Linked DNA regions of Homo sapiens: region 1 is linked to region 2. A link is an interaction called in ENCODE POLR2A ChIA-PET data of the cell type or tissue named here. Cell type or tissue: PC-9. All regions are shown on one strand. Region 1 overlaps NTN4 (netrin 4). Region 2 overlaps NTN4 (netrin 4).

Region 1 (5,000 bases), 110 kb before region 2:
AAAGGATTTGCCTAAGCTATTAACAGAGATGATCTCTGGGGGATAGAAATGTGAAATTTAAAAATTTCCCCTAAACGTCTCCCCTCCCCTCCCCTTCCCTCCCCTCTCCTTCTGTTCTTCCTTTTTCTTTCTTTTTTTTTTTTTTTGACAGGGTCTCACTCTGTCACCCAGGCTGACGTGCAGTGGCACCATCTGAACTCTGTAGCCTCCACCTCCCTAGGCTCAGGTAATCCTCCCACCTCTGCCTTCTGAGTAGCTGGGACAACAGGCTCATGCCACTAAACCTGGCTAATTTTTGTATTTTCTGTTAGAGATGGGGTTTCACCATGTTGCCCAGGCTGCCCTCGAACTCCTAGGCTCAAGCAATCCACCCACCTCAACCTCCCAAAGTGCTGGGATTACAGGTGTGAACCACTGCACCCTGCTAAAAGATTATTAAAAGAAACTCATCCTAAACTTCAAAAAAGCTATTATGGTGTTTTCAGAAAAAGAGAAAAAGGAAAATAATGACACAGAGAGGTTTCAAACACTGGAGAGTACAATGTAAAATGAATGAAAAGGCATTTAAATTATAAAAGGCAACCTTAACTTCTGCATGAAAAAGAATCTCAATATTTAATTAACAGACTAGTTAAAAATATAATAGCCTTAAATTGTTTGTATAATGTCTAAAATAATAAACTCCTCATTTAAAAATACAATAATCAATTTTTAAGAAACTTCAAGGTTAGGGCTGGATGCAGTGGCTCTCGCCTGTAATCCCAGTGCTTTGGGAGGCCGAGGTGGGAGGACTGCTTGAGGCCAGGAGTTTGAGACCAGTTTGAGACCATAGCAAGACCCTGTCTACAAAAACACAAACAAACAAAAATTAGCTGGGTTTGGTGGCATGTCTATAGTCCTAGCTACTCAAGAGGCTGAGGCGGGAGGATTGCTTGAGCCTGGGAGGTCGAGGCTGCAGTGAGCAGTGATAGTACCACCACTCTAGCCTGGGCAACAGAGCAGAGAACCCTGTCTTTAAAAAAAGAAAAAAAAAGAAAGAAATCAATCTCAGGGTTAAGTCTAGTATTTTTACATGAATTTACTTTGAAACTACAAATAGAATAAACAGGAATTTACCATTAAAGTATAAATATAAGTTAAATTGATAAAAACAATACTGAATAAAACCATAAATTATGAAGCAGCATCACACCAAAAACAAATATGCAAAACAATGTTCTTTTATACCTCTTATTAGCATTTATATTTTATTTTCCTATCTCTAGGGTTTTGACATCTACTTTGCTACACGTCTGAGAACACGAAGTTTATTTTGTATCCATAGAAAAAGAAGATACAATACTTTAGTGCTAGTTTTGGTGTTCTAAAATATATGACTGATGAATGAGTAAATGTATGCATGAATTAAGAATGAATGAATATGCAGGGATACCCAATAGGATTGTTTCTTTTCCAAAGTAGCCAAGGAAGCAGGTTGGCGTGTAAGGTTTCAGTTTTCTTATCAGCTTTCTTTGGCCTTGGCTGTTGAACTTGTAAAAATGGAAAAACAAAGTAAAATGAAAGAGTGTCTGGTTTTGCTTTGGCAAGTTCCAGTCTTTTCTTCAAAGCAAGTAAACATGTTTTCAAGAATTCTTTAAATAATTGCGCTTATGTTTTCAATTGTGATGAACTCAGTTGATTCTTTGACTTGGCTTGGCAGAAACCTGATTAGGAAGTATAGTTCACTTCCTGGAGGGTGGCTCACATGGTCAAAGCTTTTGTTTTTAATGTCTCACTAAACTGGGCAGACTTTTTTTTTCTTTTGCCAAGACAGTAGGAAAGCTCTTATAAGAGATGCCTCTAAGCACAAATCACTGGGAAATAGAACTTACATGAATTATTTTTAGTGTCCTGTATTCAAAGCTCAGGATTCTTATTACTTCAATTTGTTCTTTGGAATTTTATTTATGTATTTTTAATTTCTTTTGAGATAGGGTCTTGCTCTGTTTGCCCAGGCTGGAGTGCAGTGGCTCAATCATGGCTCACTGCAGTTTTGACCTCCCCGGCTCAAGTGATCCTCCTACCTCAGCCTTCCAAGTAGTTGGGACTACAGGAATTTGCCACCACACCCAGCTAATTATTTAAAAAATTTTTTGTGGATACTGGGTCTCACTATGTTGTCCAAACTGGTCTTGAACTCCTGGGCTCAAGCTATCCTCCCACCTTGGCCTCCTAAAGTACTGAGATTACAGGCGTGAACCACCATGCCCAGTCTATTTATTTATTTATATAATTTAAAACATTATTTTTCACAGTTTCCTTATTAAAATCTAAATTAATTTAAATATATTATTGAAAGGGTAGAAAAGGATGTGAGAGATTGGTCAACACTTGGCCAAAATCAAAAGTTCTGTATCAATGTTGAGTTTGTTTAGACTGAGGGGATATTTTATTGTTAGTTTATGCTCTCTTTCTCTTTCTCTCTCAGTTATCTGCTTCTCTCAAATTTATTAATCAATCAAAGACCGCAAAAGACTTTGTTTTTTTGAGATGGAGTCTTGCTCTGTCACCCAGGCTGGAGTACAGTGGTGCGATCTCAGCTCACTGCAACCTCTGCCTCCTGGGTTCAAGTGATTCTCCTGCCTCAGCCTCCTGGGTAGCTGGGACTACAGGCACATACCACCATACTGGGCTAATTTTTGTATTTTTAGTAGAGATGGGGTTTCACTGTGTTGGCCAGGTTGGGCACAAAAGACTTCTTATTAATGTAACAATGAGTTTATATGGGGAAGGAATAAACTCATATAAACAATGAGTTTATATGGGGAAGAACATAAATAATGCACCTGTTTCATCAGTGCCGCTAAGACACAGATGACAATCACACAAGCAGGGAGATGCAGAGGATTTTTTGAATTATGATTTGTTTTATTAGAACCTGCTAAGTATTATGTTACCATTATCTGGGTACTAATGGTAGGTATTGAAGATACTATGATCAAAAGCCTAAATCCCATCCTCAAATTTGATGAGGGAGACAGAGAAATAAGCAGCTTATAACCCAGGATAACCATGCGCTTGGGGCAAGAACCCCTGTGCTTATTTATTTGTCTTCACTTCTGCTATAACATTTAAAGGTGCAAATCAAATTTCTCTCCATTTCAAGTTGCTCTAAAATCCTACAGTTTTTGTTTTGTTTATTTCTGCTGTTTCTAATTTGAAACCAGAAATATCATTTCATGAAAAACAAGATGATGAGAACTTGAGAACTGTTTTCTCTCCAAGAGAAACAGATGCTTTTCAAGCAATAGTCGAAATGAATTCAATATTATTTCCACAGATGGAATTTTGCATTTGAACTTCCTTTGGGAACAGGTTCTACTGTAATAGGACCTAGCTTTCAGATAAAGAGTAAGTGGCAGATAAATTCATGAAAGTGCTTTCTATGCAACTGGCACCTGGAACCAATCTGAGCCTCCTCTTTTAGGATAGAGAGTATTATATTTCTGGATTTTAAAATATTAAACTTTTATAGAGCACATGGAAGAGAAATAATTTTTCGATGTTAGTTCAAAGAATTCCATTTGGATTTTCCGCAGGAGTCAGATGGTGAAAGGGAGAGATGTTCTTGCTGAGTTTGTTTATGTTGTGCTTCAGAGGATGTAAGACAAGCAGCAAATCAGCAGAGACAAGGTAGGTACTAAGATAGGAAAGTCTAATACTCACCAGGATTGAGGATTGGACAAGTGCATCCTCTGTCCGTCCATGATTCTGGATATAATGTTCGCTTTCCTCGGAAAATCTTCAGTTTGGTAGATTTTAAGACCTTTTTAATCTTCACATTGACCTCAACATGAGTACCTTTATCATGAGCTGATAAAATCTTTATTTTTAGCACTGTTAACACAGAAGTCAAAATGCATAGAATTTCATATTATCATTTGAAGTTTGAATAACACTCAAGTATGCATTTCAGAATATAATGGAAAGGTGAATTGATGATGAGGATGTGAAAATTTGCTTTAAAAATCATTAGGCATTAACTTGGATGGAGTTAGAAGCCATTATTCTAAGGAAAGTAACTCAGGAATGGAAAAGCAAACCTCATTATATTCTCATTTGTAAGTGGGAGCTAAGCTATGAGGATGCAAAGACCTAAGAATGATATAATATACTTTGGGGACTCAGGGGGAAGAGAGGGGATAAGGGATAAAAGACTATATATTGGGTACAGTGTACACTGCTTGGATGATGGGTGTACTAAAATCTCAGAAATCACCACTAAAGAACTCATCCATGTAACCAAAAACCACCTGTTCCCCCAAAACTATTGAAATAAAATAAAATAAAAATACTGAATTAAAAAAATCATAGGCTCATTCAGTTTTGCACTGGCTTTATCTCGTTTATCTATATTAACTATATTCTTATTTGTTAGGCAATTTCAAATGTGACTCCCTCCAATATCATTATCCTAAGAGAATATCAACCATTTGCCTATTGCAATTATAATCTTAAATACATTCAGCTACCACATCTAAACAGAGAGAGGAAACATAGGAAGTAGAATTATCCTGGCTTTTATTTAGGTTCTGACTATATTATTCTTTTGTGGCTGATTGTGTTTAATGTTATGATAGAGAGAAAAATGCTACTCCTAGAATATATTTTGCATATTCCAAAGAGATTATATAATATGATTGACTACTTAATATTCTTCTCCTGGAATAAAATGCAAGCTGACTGGAGTTAGGGAAGCTGTCCCTTAATGGGTGTCCAACCTCTTGACTTCCCTGGGCCACACTGGACCACACATAAAGTACACTAACACTAATGATAGCTGATGAACTGAAACAAAAAGTCTGTGCATAATTTTTGTGATATCCGCCACCACAGATAAACCAAAAAGTCTTCACATTCAAAGGGCTGGACACCCATGCATGATGATGGAGCTCCAGTATTCTGTATGACTTATGATTCTATTACGCCCTCCCATTGATGAAATTGATATGGCTGGGGAT
Region 2 (5,000 bases):
TGAGCCACCACGTCCACCCAAGATTAGTTGCAAAAGTGTTTTCAATAATGGCAGCATCAATGGACTAACTTTAATCCTCCCCTTGGCTCAGTTTTTAGAACTTTCTCTTTTTTTAATCCATACTCACTCCCTTGGCAATCTCATCCAGCTTCATAGCTTAAAATCTCACACATATGTTTGGTCCAGCCAGCTTTTCTGAACTCTAAACTCCAGTGGCCTCCTACGTATCTCCATTTGTATGTCTAAAAGGCAACTCATACTTAACGTGTCTGAAAATGAGTTCCTGGTCTTCTTCTCCAAATCTGTTCCCTGGCACATCTTCTCTATCTCAGTAAATGGTCGTTGCATTCTTCCAGGTGCTCAAACTAAAAACATACTTACTTCTTTCTCTTACAGTCTACATCCAAACTGTCAGCAAATGCTGTTGGCTCTATCAACAAAATAGATCTAGAATTCAACCACTTTTCACCATTTCTACCTCTGTCCTCTGTCCCATGCACCATCAAGTCTAGTCTGAATTATTGCAATAGGATTCTAAATGGTCCCCCTGCCTCTTCCCTCACCCTCCTTCCCTCTTTGGTCTTTTATTAACACACAAGCCAGAGTAATCGTACTAAAAATAGATAATATCACCCCACCACTTAAAATCTCAAAATCTCCAATGGCTTTTTTTTTTCTTTTTTCTTTTTTCTTTTTTTTTGAGATGGAGTTTCACTCTTTTGCCCAGGCTGGAGTGAAGTGGCACGATCTCGGCTCACTGCAACCTCCGCCCTCCGGGGTTCACGTTATTCTCATGCCTCCGCCTCCCGAGTAGCTGGAATTTCAGGCACCTGCCACCACGCCCAGCTAATTTTTGTATTTGTAGTAGAGACAGGGTTTCACCATGTTGGCCAGGCTGGTCTCAAACTCCTGACCTCAGGTGATTCACCAGCCTCGGCCTCCCAAGGTGCTAGGATTATAGGCATGAGCCACCATGCCTGGCCTCCAATGGCTTCTAATATCACCCAGACTAAAAACAAATGACTTTATAAGTAAGCCCTGAATAACATATGGTTCAAATTGGGGCTCCTTTGAGGGAATGCTAAAAATAATGAACAGGATTGAATTGATCTAGGCATAAGTTTGAGTCATCCTGGGCACCTCTTTTTGAGGGCCCGCATGCCCACACCTGCCCATCACTCTGATCTCACCTACTACACTGCACCTGGACCCCTTAGCTTTGGTATCAACCTCCTCGCAGACTGGAAGGTGCCAGGCGGACTTCCTCAAGGCCTTTGCTCTTCTCTATGTATGTCCACAACTCACCTCTACTTTCCTTTGGGTCCTTATTCGAACGTCTCAATGAGGCTTTCTCGGGGAGCCCCATCTCAACATAAGCCTCTTCTCCCCATAGCACCCATCTCTGCTTTATTTTTTTTTCCTTTGCACTTATCACTATGTAGCATTCTACATATTTTACTTATTTACTTTATTTAGCACCTTACATTTAAAATATGATGCAAGGTGAAATATTAATACATTAGATGACTTCATTAGAAATACTACTTAAAGTAGGTACTAACTAGATAAAAAGTACCTTCCCTCCCCGCAAAAACCAAACCAATCAAATAACAAAGCATGCTAAGTGGTACTGAAGAACTGTGATGTTCATTCCCATACAGCTTATTTTAAATGATCTTGGATAACACTAAGTGCAAAGAGCCTTCACTTGTTATATATACTTCTTCTATCTAATGTAAAAGCAGTAACTTTATTATGCAAAGTGCATACCACCATATTACAAATTATCAGTAGACTATATGTTGTATACAATACCTACTGATTACCAGGGAAATTTAGTTTTAGTTTTTCTCTCTTTTTTTTTTTAAAAAAAAAAGATTGGCATTATAATAAAGTCTAATCATATAAATAACTTCAAGGCAAATTAATCATCCCAGCTCTGGAATAGGTTAGCTCAATAATTTTAGCTATTATTTGACTCTGTGTTATTTCAACTCACTAGGTTTCAGTTTCTTTGTCTGTAAAACAGAGTTAATATTGGTGCTTAACTAAGGAGCTTCTTGTGAGAATAAGGGATGCAGCGCACTGGGAGCACCTGGCAGGTGGGAAGGCTTCAACAGCTATTAGCAGCCATCATGACTTGTAACTACTGCTACTGTGGAGATAGGCATGAACAGATTTCGCCAGTTGAAGACTACAAGTAGTTAACTGAACAGTCATGCTTAGAAAGCATTCCTACTCATATAAGACTTTGTTTTATCTTTTGAGAAATTCTAAATATTGCTTAACATATCATAAATGTAAATGCCCATAAAACCCCGATTAAGTAATTTATCATTTTCTGCACACTTGTGCCATACTGACTTTATCACAAGGTATTGAAACACAGCCCTTTCCATGGCCTAGAGACAAATGAATACTTGGATCTTGAAAGGCATATTATCTACACCACATATTTGGGGGATTAAGCATGCACTATCTCATATAATTTAATGAATCAGTCCATAAGTTATCATGTTTACTCTCTCACCCAGTAGGTTGTAAGGAGTGTGAAGGAACGGAATGTGTATAGTTTTTGTATCTTTCATGCTACTTGACTTGGCACAAAGGCATTTCAACTTAGTATAGTGGAAATAGCACTGGGCTAGAAGTCAGGAAACACAGATTTCAGCTGAGTAATTGAAGACAAGTCACTTCAACTATCTTTAGGCTGCAGATTACTCATGAGTAATATTCTTTTCCATTAACAACATTTAGATTCCTTTTCAAATGCTCTCATTCTAAGGAACACTAGCAAAAGGGGTTTTTATCAATGAATGTTGGTTTAATTAATATCCAACATCATTTTCCCATACCTTAAAACATACCATTACTGAGGCTTGGTTCCAAGATGGCTGAATAGGAACAGCTCCAGTCTACAGCTCCCAGTGTGAGTGACACAGAAGACGGGTGATTTCTGCATTTCCAACTGAGGTACCGGGTTCATCTCACTGGGGCTTGTTGGACAGTGGGTGCAGGACAGTGGGTGCAGCGCACTGAGCATGAGCCAAAGCAGGGCGAGGCATCGCCTCACCCAGGAAGCACAAAGGGTCAGGGAATTCCCTTTCCTAGCCAAGGGAAGCTGTGACAGATGGCACCTGGAAAATCGGGTCACTCCCACCCTAATATTGCGCTTTTCCAATGGTCTTAGCAAACGGCACACCAGGAGATTATATCCCGTGCATGGCTCAGAGGGTCCCACGCCCACAGAGCCTCACTCATTGCTAGCACAGCAGTCTGAGATCGAACTGCAAGGCGGCAGCCAGGCTGGGGGAGGGGTGCCCGCTATTGCTGAGGCTTGAGTAGGTAAACAAAGCAGCTGGGAAGCTTGAACTGGGTGGAGCCCATTGCACCTCAAGGAGGCCTGCCTGCCTCTGCAGATTCCACCTCTGGGGGCAGGGCATAGCCGAATAAAAGGCAGCAGAAACCTCTGCAGACTTAAATGTCCCTGTCTGACAGCTTTGAAGAGAGTAGTGGTTCTCCCAGCACGGAGTTTGAGATCTGAGAATGGACAGCCTGCCTCCTGAGTAGCCTAACTGGGAGGCACCCCCCAGTAGGGGCAGACTGACAACTCACACGGCCGGGTACTCCTCTGAGACAAAACTTCCAGAGGAACGATCGGGCAGCAACATTTGCTGTTCAGCAATATTCGCTGTTCTGTAGCCTCCGCTGCTGACACCCAGGCAAACAGGGTCTGGAGTAGACCTCCAGCAAACTCCAACAGACCTGCAGCTGAGGGTCCTGACTGTTAGAAGGAAAGCTAACAAACAGAAAGGACATCCACACCAAAACCCCATCTGTACATCACCATCATCAAAGACCAAAGGTAGATAAAACCACAAAGATGGGGAAAAAACAGAGGAGAAAAACTGGAAGTTCTAAAAATCAGAACACCTCTCCTCCTCCAAAGGAACGCAGCTCCTCACCAGCAACAGAACAAAGCTGGATGGAGAATGACTTTGATGAGTTGAGAGAAGAAGGCTTCAGACGACCAAACTTCTCCGAGCTAAAGGAGGAAGTTCGAACCCATCGCAAAGAAGTTAAAAACCTTGGAAAAAGATTAGACGAATGGCTAACTAGAATAACCAATGTAGAGAAGTCCTTAAATGACCTGATGGAGCTGAAAACCGTGGCATGAGAACTACGTGACACATGCATAAGCTTCAGTAGCCGATTCGATCAACTGGAAGAAAGGATATCAGTGATTGAAGATCAAATGAGTGAAATGAAGCGAGAAGAGAAGTTTAGAGAAAAAGGAATTAAAAGAAACGAACAAAGCCTCCAAGAAATATGGGACTATGTGAAAAGATCAAATCTACATCTGATTGGTGTGCCTGAAAGTGATGGGGAGAATGGAACCAGGTAAGAAAACACTCTGCAGGATATTATCCAGGAGAACTTCCCCAACCTAGCAAGGCAGGCCAACATTCAAATTCAGGAAATACAGAGAACACCAAAAAGATACTCCTCGAGAAGAGCAACTCCAAGACACATAATTGTCAGATTCCCCAAAGTTGAAATGAAGGAAAAAATGTTAAGAGCAGCCAGAGAGAAAGGTCAGGTTACCCACAAAGGGAAGTCCATCAGAGTAACAGCTGATCTCTTGGTGGAAACTCTGCAAGCCAGAAGAGAGTGGGGGCAAATATTCAACATTCTTAAAGAAAAGAATTTTCAACCTAGAATTTCATATCCAGCCAAACTAAGCTTCATAAGTGAAGAAGAAATAAAATCCTTTACAGACAAGCAAATGCTGAGAGATTTTGTCACCACCAGGCCTGCCCTACAAGAGCTCCTGAAGGAAGCACTAAACATGGAAAGGAACAACCAGTACCAGCCACTGCAAAAACATGCCAAATTGTAAAGACCATCAATGCTAGGAAGAAACTGCATCAACTAAACAGCAAAATAACCAGCTAACATCATAATGACAGGATCAAATTCACACATAACAATATTAACCT

The links. ChIA-PET counts read pairs that join two places held together with the same protein. Peaks named below come from ENCODE experiments on the same cell type or tissue, not always from the same donor. Only the 100,000 strongest peaks of a DNase experiment are listed, where the experiment ranks them.
Region 1: POLR2A ChIA-PET joins it to region 2 with 7 read pairs; 1 of 35 experiments calls an interaction of 5 or more read pairs at or near these places.

What each region holds. Positions count from the first base shown.
Region 1 is chr12:95,662,105-95,667,104 of GRCh38, forward strand. NTN4 (netrin 4) reads right to left here. Exons shown (of 10, transcript NM_021229.4): 9 at 3,706-3,876. It also overlaps the pseudogene PGAM1P5. Among named protein-coding and RNA genes, the nearest start is that of USP44, 110 kb to the left of the region's middle. In PC-9, no CTCF peak of the experiment used is centred here; no DNase peak of the experiment used is centred here; H3K27ac peaks cover 940 bases.
Region 2 is chr12:95,772,321-95,777,320 of GRCh38, forward strand. All of the region lies in intron 2 of NTN4 (netrin 4), which reads right to left. Among named protein-coding and RNA genes, the nearest start is that of NTN4, 16 kb to the right of the region's middle. In PC-9, no CTCF peak of the experiment used is centred here; a DNase peak (open chromatin) is centred at 2,471; H3K27ac peaks cover 986 bases.